2 separate regions of the Homo sapiens genome follow, and region 2 is linked to region 1. Evidence: chromatin contacts called from ENCODE Hi-C or POLR2A ChIA-PET data. All regions are on one chromosome and are shown on one strand. Each heading gives the region's core, a stretch centred on a gene start or an enhancer-like site at or near the end of the contact. The rest is flanking DNA. Distances are from core to core; before and after follow the strand shown.

What was found. Hi-C counts contacts between places; a loop is a spot of excess contacts on that map. ChIA-PET counts read pairs that join two places held with the same protein, here RNA polymerase II (POLR2A). Pooled maps may share reads with other maps.
Region 2: a pooled map shows a loop between it and region 1 (5-fold over the local background). The contact joins the enhancer-like site here to the promoter of DIS3L2 in region 1. A Hi-C loop is called at or near these places in 3 of 37 single-sample maps with no recorded cell type and 9 of 50 pooled maps. POLR2A ChIA-PET finds 5 or more read pairs at or near these places in 1 of 52 experiments (AG04449).

What each region holds. Positions count from the first base shown.
Region 1 is chr2:231,959,262-231,964,160 of GRCh38, reverse strand. DIS3L2 (DIS3 like 3'-5' exoribonuclease 2) reads right to left here and starts at 2,448. Exons shown (of 21, transcript NM_152383.5): 1 at 2,396-2,448. RefSeq lists a silencer at 2,191-2,350 and an enhancer at 2,481-2,570.
Region 2 is chr2:231,602,103-231,606,751 of GRCh38, reverse strand. No RefSeq gene overlaps it. Among named protein-coding and RNA genes, the nearest start is that of TEX44, 12 kb to the right of the region's middle. RefSeq lists silencers at 1,599-1,888, 2,019-2,318. Within about 2 kb of position 1,936, at least 35 of the 41 ENCODE cell types and tissues checked have a DNase peak (open chromatin) inside an H3K27ac peak, as active enhancers do.

The DNA.
Region 1 (4,899 bases), core at 1,199-3,698:
AACTGACAAAAAACAAATGGAGAAGGGACTCCCTATTCAATAAATGGTGCTGGGATAACTAACTAGCCACATGCAGAAGATATAAAACTGTATATATTTCATGATATACATAATGGGTTAAAGATTTAAATGCAAAGACCTCAGTCAGGCACAGTAGCTCATGCCTGTAATTCCAGCACTTTGGGCAACTGAGGCAGGCAGATCTTTTGAGCCTAGGAGTCAGAGACCAGCCTGACAACATGGTAAAAACCACATCTCCATAAAAAATACAAAAATTAGCCGAACGTGGTAGTGCGCACCTGTAGTCTCAGCTACTCGGGAGGCTGAGGTGGGAGGATCACTTGAGCCTGGGAAATCGAGGCTGCAGTGAGCTGCAGTCACGCTACTGCACTCCAGCCTGGGTGACAGTGAGACCCTGTCTCAAAATAAAATAAAAGACCTCAAGCTATAAAAATCCTAGAAGAAAACCCAGGAAATACACTTCTTGACACTGACCTTGGCAAATTTTTGGCTAAGTCCCCATAAGCAACTGCAGCAAAAACAAAAATTGACAAGTTGGAACTAATTAAACTAGAGCTTCTGCACAGCAAAAGAAATTATCAACAGATTAAACAGACAACCTACAAAATGGGCGAGAATATTCACAAACTATGCATCTGACAAAGGTCCAATATCCAGAATCCCTATGGAACTTAAATCAACAAGCAAAAAACAAATAAGCCCATTTTTAAAAATGGCCAAAGGACATGAACACTTCTCAGAAGAAATACAAAAAGAAAAAACCACGACATACAAGCAGCCAACAAATATATGGAAAACATGATCATGACTAATTATCAGAGAAATGCCAATCAAAACCACAATGAAATACCATCTCACACCAGTCAGAATGGCTATTATCAAAAAGTCAAAAAACAACAGATCCTCATTAGGCTCCCTTGGAAAGGGAACATTTAAACTACTGTTGGTGGGAATGTAAATTAGTTCAGCCACTGTGGAAAGCAGTTTGGAGATTTCTCAAAGAACTTAAAGAGCCACCATTTCACCCAGCAATCCCACTGTTGGGTATATAACCAAAGGAAAACAGACCATTATACCAAAAAGACATATGCAGTTGTATGTTCACGGCTGAGCTATTCACAATAGCAAACACACGGAATCAACCTAGGTGACCATCAATGGTGGACTGGAAAAAAAAAATGTGGATGTACAGGATGGAATACTATGCAGCCACAAAAAAGGAAGATATCATGTCCTTTACAGCAGCACAGATGGAGCTGGAGGCCATAATCCTAAACGAATTAGCACAAGAACAGAAAACTAAACACCACACGTTCTCACTTATAAGTGGGAGCTAAACATTGAGCACACTTACAAGTGGGAGTAGAAACATTGAGCGCACATGGACATAAACATGGGAACAGTCGGCCGGGTGCGGTGGCTCACGCCTGTAATCCTAGCACTTTGGGAGGCCAAGGCGGGCGGATCACGAGGTCAAGAGATCGAGACCATCCTGACTAACATGGTGAAACCCCGTCTCTACTAAAAATACAAAAAAATTAGCCGGGCGGGGTGGCGGGCGCCTGTAGTCCCAGCTACTCGGGAGGCTGAGGCAGAAGAATGGCATGAACCCAGGAGGCGGAGCTTGCAGTGAGCCGAATCGCGCCACTGCACTCCAGCCTGGGCGACAGAATGAGACTCCGTCTCAAAAAAAAAAAAAAAAGGTAACGGTAGACACTGTAGACTACTGGAAGGAGGGGAGAGATGGGGGATGTGGGTTGAAAAACTACCTACTGGGTTCTATGCTCAATACCTGGGTGCAATATACCCATGTGACTAACCTGCATGCGTATCCCCCATATCTAAAAGTTTATTAAAAAAAAAAACTCTCTATGATCAATAAAGGAGATAAAGTGTATCACTGTGGAAAGCGCAAACGTCAAGGACATGTTATAATTAAGCGGCTGCCCTTCAAGATTCCCGAGGCTCCCCATCCCTGCCAGTCCTGAACATCTCGATCAAGACCCTAGAGAACGCGTCCACAGGTGACCCGAGCCTCGGGAGGCGTCCTCTCTACAGCAACAGGCTCTAATTCTGGTCTCGCTCCCCTCACGCCATCCTAGGCTACAAGGGCCCCGGCGCTATAAGCGCGGCCTGGGAGGCCGGGTCGGTCAGGAGCGGAGAGTGGGGAGCTGGGGACATTGAGGGAGATGCGGGACAGGGAAGACGCGTGGGCCGGGGAGCAACGCCAGAGGCGGAAGACGCTCGTCCCGGGCCGCCACCACAGGTGCCGGGCGAAGCGCCGCGGAGCCCCCCAGAGGCCAGACCCCGGGTCGGTCCCGAGGGGGTCGTGCAGCACTAGGCGGTGCAGGGGGCAGGCGAGTGAGGGCCTCACCGTTTCTCCCCGGAGGCCGGCGCCGCCGCAGTCCCGCAGTTGCTAAGGAGAATGCTCTTCCGGGTCACGGGCGCGGCGTTCTAGAGAGCGACGGTGGCCGGGCGAGGCCGAGAGCGAAGCGCGCGGGGTGTGTGCGCGGTGCAGGAGCTCGTAGTCGGCGGTTCAGCTGCGACAAGGGCGAAATGGCCAGGCCAGGGGCCGCCGCGCCTTCTCCGGCCTCGCTCGCGGGGACAACTGGCTGCAACGGTTGGCTCCCAGTGGGCGGCCTCTGAGACGCCTTGTGCCAGGCGCCGGCTGGCTCCGGGCCCCTCTTCCACCGGAAGGAGCCTTCCAGACCCGGCTCCTGAACCTCCAGGCTCTGCTCCACTGGGCCAGGTCTTGCACGGCAGACGCCGCCGGCCCCTTTCCTGTTACAAGGCTTTGCTCATTCTTTCATTTACTCACTGCTCATTTATTGGACAACTGCTTGGGGCGAGGTGCAGTGCTGGCACTGGGGATACAGAGATGGACAACCCCCGCATGGTCCCTGCCCTCAGGATGTGAGGCTGATGGCAGAGCAAGCAGATGACGTCCTGCACGTGGGGATGATCGAAGGAAAGGAGACTAGGGGAGCCTGCCCAAGGGGCCCACCCAGACACGGGTGGGGAGCAGCTGATGTTGGAGACGTCGACCTAGTATAAAGGGTTGGGAAGAGGGTTTCAGGTGAGAGAGGAAGCGCAGCCGAGAAAGCCCCCGACAGTTCAGCCCGCCCAGGGAAGCGTGTTGAGAGGAAACAATCGTTAAGTACGGGACCTAGGAAACACCAATATTGTAGATGTGAGCAAAGGAAAAGGAAATCCAAAGAGCAGCCAGAACGTTCGGGAGAGCACAAGAGGAAAGAATGCCAGTGAGGGGATGGCCGCCATTCTCAAGCTATGGAGATCAAGTGTCCATTGGTGACCATAGAAAAATCAAACTTCCCTTTGGGAGGCCGAGGCGGGCGGATCACCTGAGGTCGGGAGTTCGAGACCAGCCTGATCAACATGGAGAAACCCCGTCCCTATTAAAAATAATAAATTAGCCAGACGTGGTGGCACATGCCTGTAATCCCAGCTACTCAGGAGGCTGAGGCTGGTGAATCGCTTTAACCCCGGAGGCGGAGGTTGCAGTGAGCCGAGATCGCACCATTGCACTCCAGAAAAAAAAAAAGAGAGAGGGAAGGAAAGACGGGAGGGCAGGGCAGGGTAGGGATCAAACTTCGGGAATACAATGTGGACAGATGCTTGAACCACCGTATGCTCCATATTGAAAAAGGAAAAGAGATGCATTAAATTGTGCCTATATTTCTCTTTTTTTTTTTTTTTTTTTTTTTGAGACGGACTATCGCTCTGTCGCCCAGGCTGGAGTGCAATGGTGCGATCTCGGCTCACTGCAACCTCCGCCTCCTGGGTTCAAGCAGTTCTCCTGCCTCAGTCCCGAGTAGCTGGGACTACAGGCGCGTGCCACCACTCTCGGCTAATTTTTGTATTTTTAGTAGAGACGGGGTTTCACCGTGTTAGCCAGGATGGTCTCACTCTTCCGCCCATCTTGTCCCAAAGTGCTGGGATTACAGGTGTGAGTCACCGCACCCGGCCAGTGCGTTGCAGTAGTCTAAGAAAATTCAGGGTTTCCCTTAGTAACTATGAGCTCCATGAAGGTGGAAAACTTTGCATCTGCAGTACCTGCCACACACACAGGCCTCAATCGATGTTTGCTTAAAGACTAAATGAACCCAAGGAACCTTTGTTTTTTAATGTTCACACAGACCTTTCTAGAACCCTCAGGAAAACTGTGATTTCAGCAAAACTTGTCTTTGAAATGTAGAGGGTAGAGGAAACCCAGCAAGGACAGGAGGCAGAGGGTGTCAGGCATCCAGGGATTCAGTGGATAGGAGAGGGGCCAGTGGGGACAGGAAGGGGAAGACCTAGAAGAGGAAGAGAACAAAGGATTGAAATAAAATCTGTGGCCGGATGCAGTGGCTCATGACTATAATCCCAGCACTTTGGGAGGCCAAGGCGGGCTGATCACTTGAGGTCAGGAGTTCGAGACCAGCCTGGCCAACATGGTGAAAACCTGTCTCTACTAAAAATACAAAAAATTAGCCAGGCATGGTGGTGGGGGCCTGTAGCCTCAGCTACTCGGGAGGCTGAGGCAGGAGAACTGCTTGAACCTGGGAGGTGGAGGTTGCAGTGAGCCTAGATCGGGCTACTGCACTCCAGCCTGGGAGACAGAGCAAGACTCCGTCTCAAAAAATAAAAAAATAAAAAGAAAACCTGAGATTTCAGGACTAGAAATAGGAGGTGAAGCCAAGGAAACCAAAAATAATTAAAAGTAGGAATAGAGAATCAAGGACAAGAGCAGAGGAAGTAGGGCTGAGACCATTATTTTCCTTAAGTTCAACGGACAAATCTCATTTTGATTGGTCGTTTGTCAAAGTGTGCTGCCTGCCTTTGTATAGGCTACAGGGCTAGGGTGGACATATCACT
Region 2 (4,649 bases), core at 687-3,186, 360 kb after region 1:
AGTCTCGAACTCCTGACCTCAGGTGATCCACCCACCCCGGCCTCCCAAAGTGCTGGGATTACAGGCATAAGCCACCATGCCCAGCCTCTTCATAATTTTTTTTTTCTTTTCTTTTTTTGACAGAGTCTCCTTCTGTCGCCCAAGCTGGAGTGCAGTGGCACAATCTCAACTCACTGCAACTTCTGCCACCTGGGTTCAAGCAATTCTCCCTGCCTCAGCCTCCCAAGTAGCTGGGATTACAGGCACCAGCCACCATGCCCGGCTAATTTTTGTATTTTTAGTAGAGACAGGGTTTCGACACATTGGCCAGGCTGGTCTTGAACGCCAGGACTCAAGTGATCTGCCTGCCTCGGCCTCCCAAAGTGCTGGGATTACAGATGTGAGCCATTGTGCCTGGCCTCTTCATAATTTCTTAACAAAGGGTCTCAAATTTTCAATTTGCACTGGGCTCCACAAATTACGTAGCTGGGCCTGCTCAGCAGCTCTGGTTCCTGGGCCCAGGACTGTTTTCTGAGGGATTGTCTGGGAGAGACTGGGGAACCTAGGTGGGACGTGGGCTCGGGTGCATCCTTGGACAAGTCCTGTAGTCCCTGCGCATCAATGTCCTTGTGCATGAAACAGGGATCATGGTGCCTGCTCCACCCAGACAGGAGAGGACATAGATCTGAGGCTTTTCCCAACTGCAGTAGGCGCCCTGGTGGTGGAGAGTCTGCAGATCTGGCAGTGGAGAGTCCCTGCCCTGGAAGCCAGGCTGGAGCTGCTTTTTCAGAGATGCCAGATGCCTCTCGCACTCAGACCCCCTGGTCAGGCTGTCAGAAGGCAGTCACTGACTGTTGAGGAGAGACGCTGCTATTCACAGGGATGGGCAGATGCCTCCCTGGGCCAGACGGACAAAGCATGCCCAGGCTCCTGGGTAGTCAGTTGGTTTGGATGTCAGTGCTTGGCCTGTTGGGCTGGGGGAGGTGGTGGCTCCCTGGAGACAGATCGTGAAGGGCCTGGATGTCACCCTGTAGTGACAGAGTGCTACTGGGGGAGGAGCCTGGGAGAAGCCTGGGTTGGTGGCATCACTGGGTCTGAGACCCAGTCACAGCGCCCCACGTCTTGAGCCACTGCCACTGGCAGGCCTGGACCAGCTCTCAGGCCCAAATTTAGGTCCCTGCTTTATCTTAGCACAGCTGATGGCCCTTCTGCTCCTGTAGCATCTTGTTTCTCTTACACCCCAGGTTGGAACCTCATCCTCTCTCCTCTACGGCTGATGCCGCCTGCCTCAGTTTACCCATGTATTGTCACTTTCACTCGTGCATTCACCCTCAGTCGACAGGGCTGGGGCCTGTTTCCCACACCGTCCCTCCATCGTTTTGGAACAAGTGTCCATGCATTTTATTCTAGCATTGCGGCCCAGAGGTTACGTAGCCCATCAGCTCACAGGGCTTCGGGAACAGGTGTCCAGGCGCTCGATGTCAGGGGTTCTGGGTGCTGGAGGCGCCTGGCAGCTCCCAAGGATCGGTGCTTGTCCTCAGTCCCATGAGAAGGCCATGCTGAGCGCCTACTGTGTGCTGAGGGCGGCGCTGTGGGCCGGGCTGCCGCACACAGAGGCCCCTTTCTTCAGGGAGTTTACTCAGGAGCACGTTTATAAATAGGACAAAGCCCGGCGGGCCAGGGGCCTCCCAGGCAGAAGTGGGGAGAAGGCCGGGCGTCCTCCTGGAGGGTGCCGCCCCGCCCCGCCCGGGCCCGCAGCCTTCCGGGGCTGAAAGGGCCTCTGTGTCCCGGCCCCCGCCTGCCCCGGGCCAGGAGCGCATTTCCTCAGCTGCGCCAGACCCTGGAGGCTCCGCAGCCCCTCTGGGGACAGACACAAATAGTTCCCGGCCCAGCTGCCCGGCCAGTTGCCTTGGGAACCAAACTCAATTGTCTGACGTCACTGGGCCGTCGCGCAGCAACCGGCTCAGCCTCTCCCTCCCCGCCCAGGCGTTGAGGTCACGGTCGCCATGGAGACGGCGGGGCCGGGCCTGCTGGGCCGGGCCTGCTGGGCCGGGCCTGCTGGGCCGGGCCTGCTGGGCCGGGCCGGGCTGGGGCTGGGGGTGCTCGGCCGGTCTTGCAGGCCCCGTCGGCCACCCGCGCCCTTGGTCCCGCCTCGGAGCCTCGGCCCCAGCTCCGGCCCCGACACGGGAGCTGCTCTTCCCTCGCGGAAGCGGTGCCGCCTGGCCCGCGGCAGCGCAGACGCCCTGCCTTGCCCTCAGGCTGGCCGGGCCGCCTGTGGCCGGAGAAAGCCCCATTGTGGCCTGAGTGCGCCCCGCAGCCAGTCGGGATTTCTCTCGCAGAGAGAGGCCTTTGTTCGCCTCACCCCATCTGACTGCCCCGTGCTCTGTCCCAGCCTCATTTGCTCCCCAAGCCCCAACCTGGGTTCCTGCTCTGGCAACAAGGAGCAGGTGGCAGCAAGGGGCGTTTTCGCGCCCCTCCCCCTAATCACCCAGGAAATCTCTGAGCTTGGCCACCTGCCCTGGGGGAGGAGACGCGAGGCCTGCGCACCCCACTCTGCTTCATCCCTGGTTGCTCTCCCCACTCCTGTGGCCCCTCCGCCGGCGTTTGTGCTGTGTGACATCCCTCTCCTCCACCGCTGCCTGGGGTTGGGGGCAGTCGGGGCAGTCAGGCCAGGCCAGGCCACCCCTGGGTGAAGAGGGCATTGGGGCCAGAAGGGTCTGCACTGACCACCTCCAAGTTTCTGTTCTTAGGCTGTTCCCGCCGCAGCAGAATATAAAGTGCTGAAGCCAGAACCCAGACTGGGACGCAAGGCCCAGAACCTGCGCAGGGGCCACCGGCAATCGGCCACCATGCCCCTGCCCTGCTGTGCCTCGACTTACCCATCTGCTGCTGGGGTAATCCTAACCATCTCTTACTGAGGGACCCTGAGTGCCTTGTTCAAGTTCAGTGTGGTGAGCCCATTGGTGGGAGGTGTTTTTCCTCCCCAAAGACTGTATTTTGAAAAGTACTAATAAAATACAGGAGGTGAGTAGCCAAGGCAGAATTTTAGGTGAATTCTATTTCCTCATTGTTTGACATTTAAAATTTAGAGATGCAAAGGAATATATTTGAATCCATGGGGTTGGGGGGATGAGTACAGAAAGATCTGAGTGCCTTGCTCTTTCCAAAGCACGTGTTTAAAGGAAGGTTCTGGTTGTGTGCAGGGCATTCACAGGCAAGTTTGTGTGTTGTGGGAGGCATACCCCGGGTCCCAGAACCTAGGTGTGGGCTCTGTGTGGCATTAGGCAAACATCGGACCCCATCTGGAGTCCTGGCCTATTTTTGTGGGAAAGGCAACTTTTATCTGCTGGGGAACCTTCAGATATAGGAGGGATGGGGGTTAGGACAGTGTCCCTTGCAGTGGGGGACTTAGGGGAGCCACAAGGGACAGGCTGCTTTGGGCCCCTCCTTCCCCTTTCTGGGAGCAGCCTGCTCTGACAGGATCCAGGCTGGGCCAACCAGGGTCCTTCCCCCTAGGATTGATCAGATCCAACAGGGGAAACCGAGACTTTTCCTCTCTGGTTTATCAAGGAGCAGCCTGTGGGCCTGGAGTCTCCAGGAGCCACGGTCCCTGCAAGGAGCAGAAGCCTGGCGGAGAGAAAGAACCTCCATGGGAGGTGGAGGACAAGTGATGGGGACAGAGTACTGGCAGCAGGGAGTTCCTATTCAGCATCCTCATAGCCAGTTCCTCTTAGCCCTTCCTTACCTCGCCCGTTAATCCGGTTTGTGCCTAAGCTACTACATGCTGGGTTTCTGTCACTTTCAATTAAGAGGCTCCTCACCAATACACAGATCATGTGGAAAATCCCAGTAAAGGAAAACTGACATTTGTCAGATGCCCACTGTTAAATGCTGTTTTTGAAAAATATGCATTATTGCCGGGAACAGTGGCTCACGCCTGTAATCCCAACACTTTGGGAGGCTGAGGCAGGTGGATCACCTGAGGTCAGGAGTTCAAGACCAGCCTGGCCAACATGGTGAAACTCCATCTCTACAAAAACACAAAAATTAGCTGGGCATGATGGCCGGTTCCTGTAATCCCAGCTACTCGGGAGGCTGAGGTGGGAGAATTGCTTGAACCTGGGAGGTGGAGGTTGCAGTGAGCTGAGATGGCACTATTGCATTCCAGCCTGGGCGACAGAGTGAGACTCTGTCTCAAAAAAAAAAAAAAAAAAAAAGCATTATTGACCACAGCATCTCTGTGAGGCAAATGGAAGAACCACTTTGCAGATGAGGAAACACTTTTTTGTGTTTGGAGACACTAAGGGCCACAGTGTCCACTTGTGCAGGACTCCACAGGGTGGGCCAGCCTGCTTCTAGGCACGGAGTCAGTGGGCCTTGCCTGTCCTGAGACCCCTCAGCCAGACTCTACCCATGAAGACCTTTGCTCTGTGTCTGGGTCCTTCCTGGAGGACTCTGGGCCTTCTGTGGTCTGAGTCTTGGAGCACTGTTATATTGCCGTGCTGTTCAGCTCTGGCAGTCACTCCAGTTGGAGGGTCTATGCCCCTCTGTCCTTGTGCCCTTTTTTCCGCTTTCTTTAAAAAATGTTTAAAAATTATTTTTTATTTTATTGTTATTTTTATTATTATTATTTTGAGACAGGGTCTCACTCTGTCACCCAGGCTGGAGTA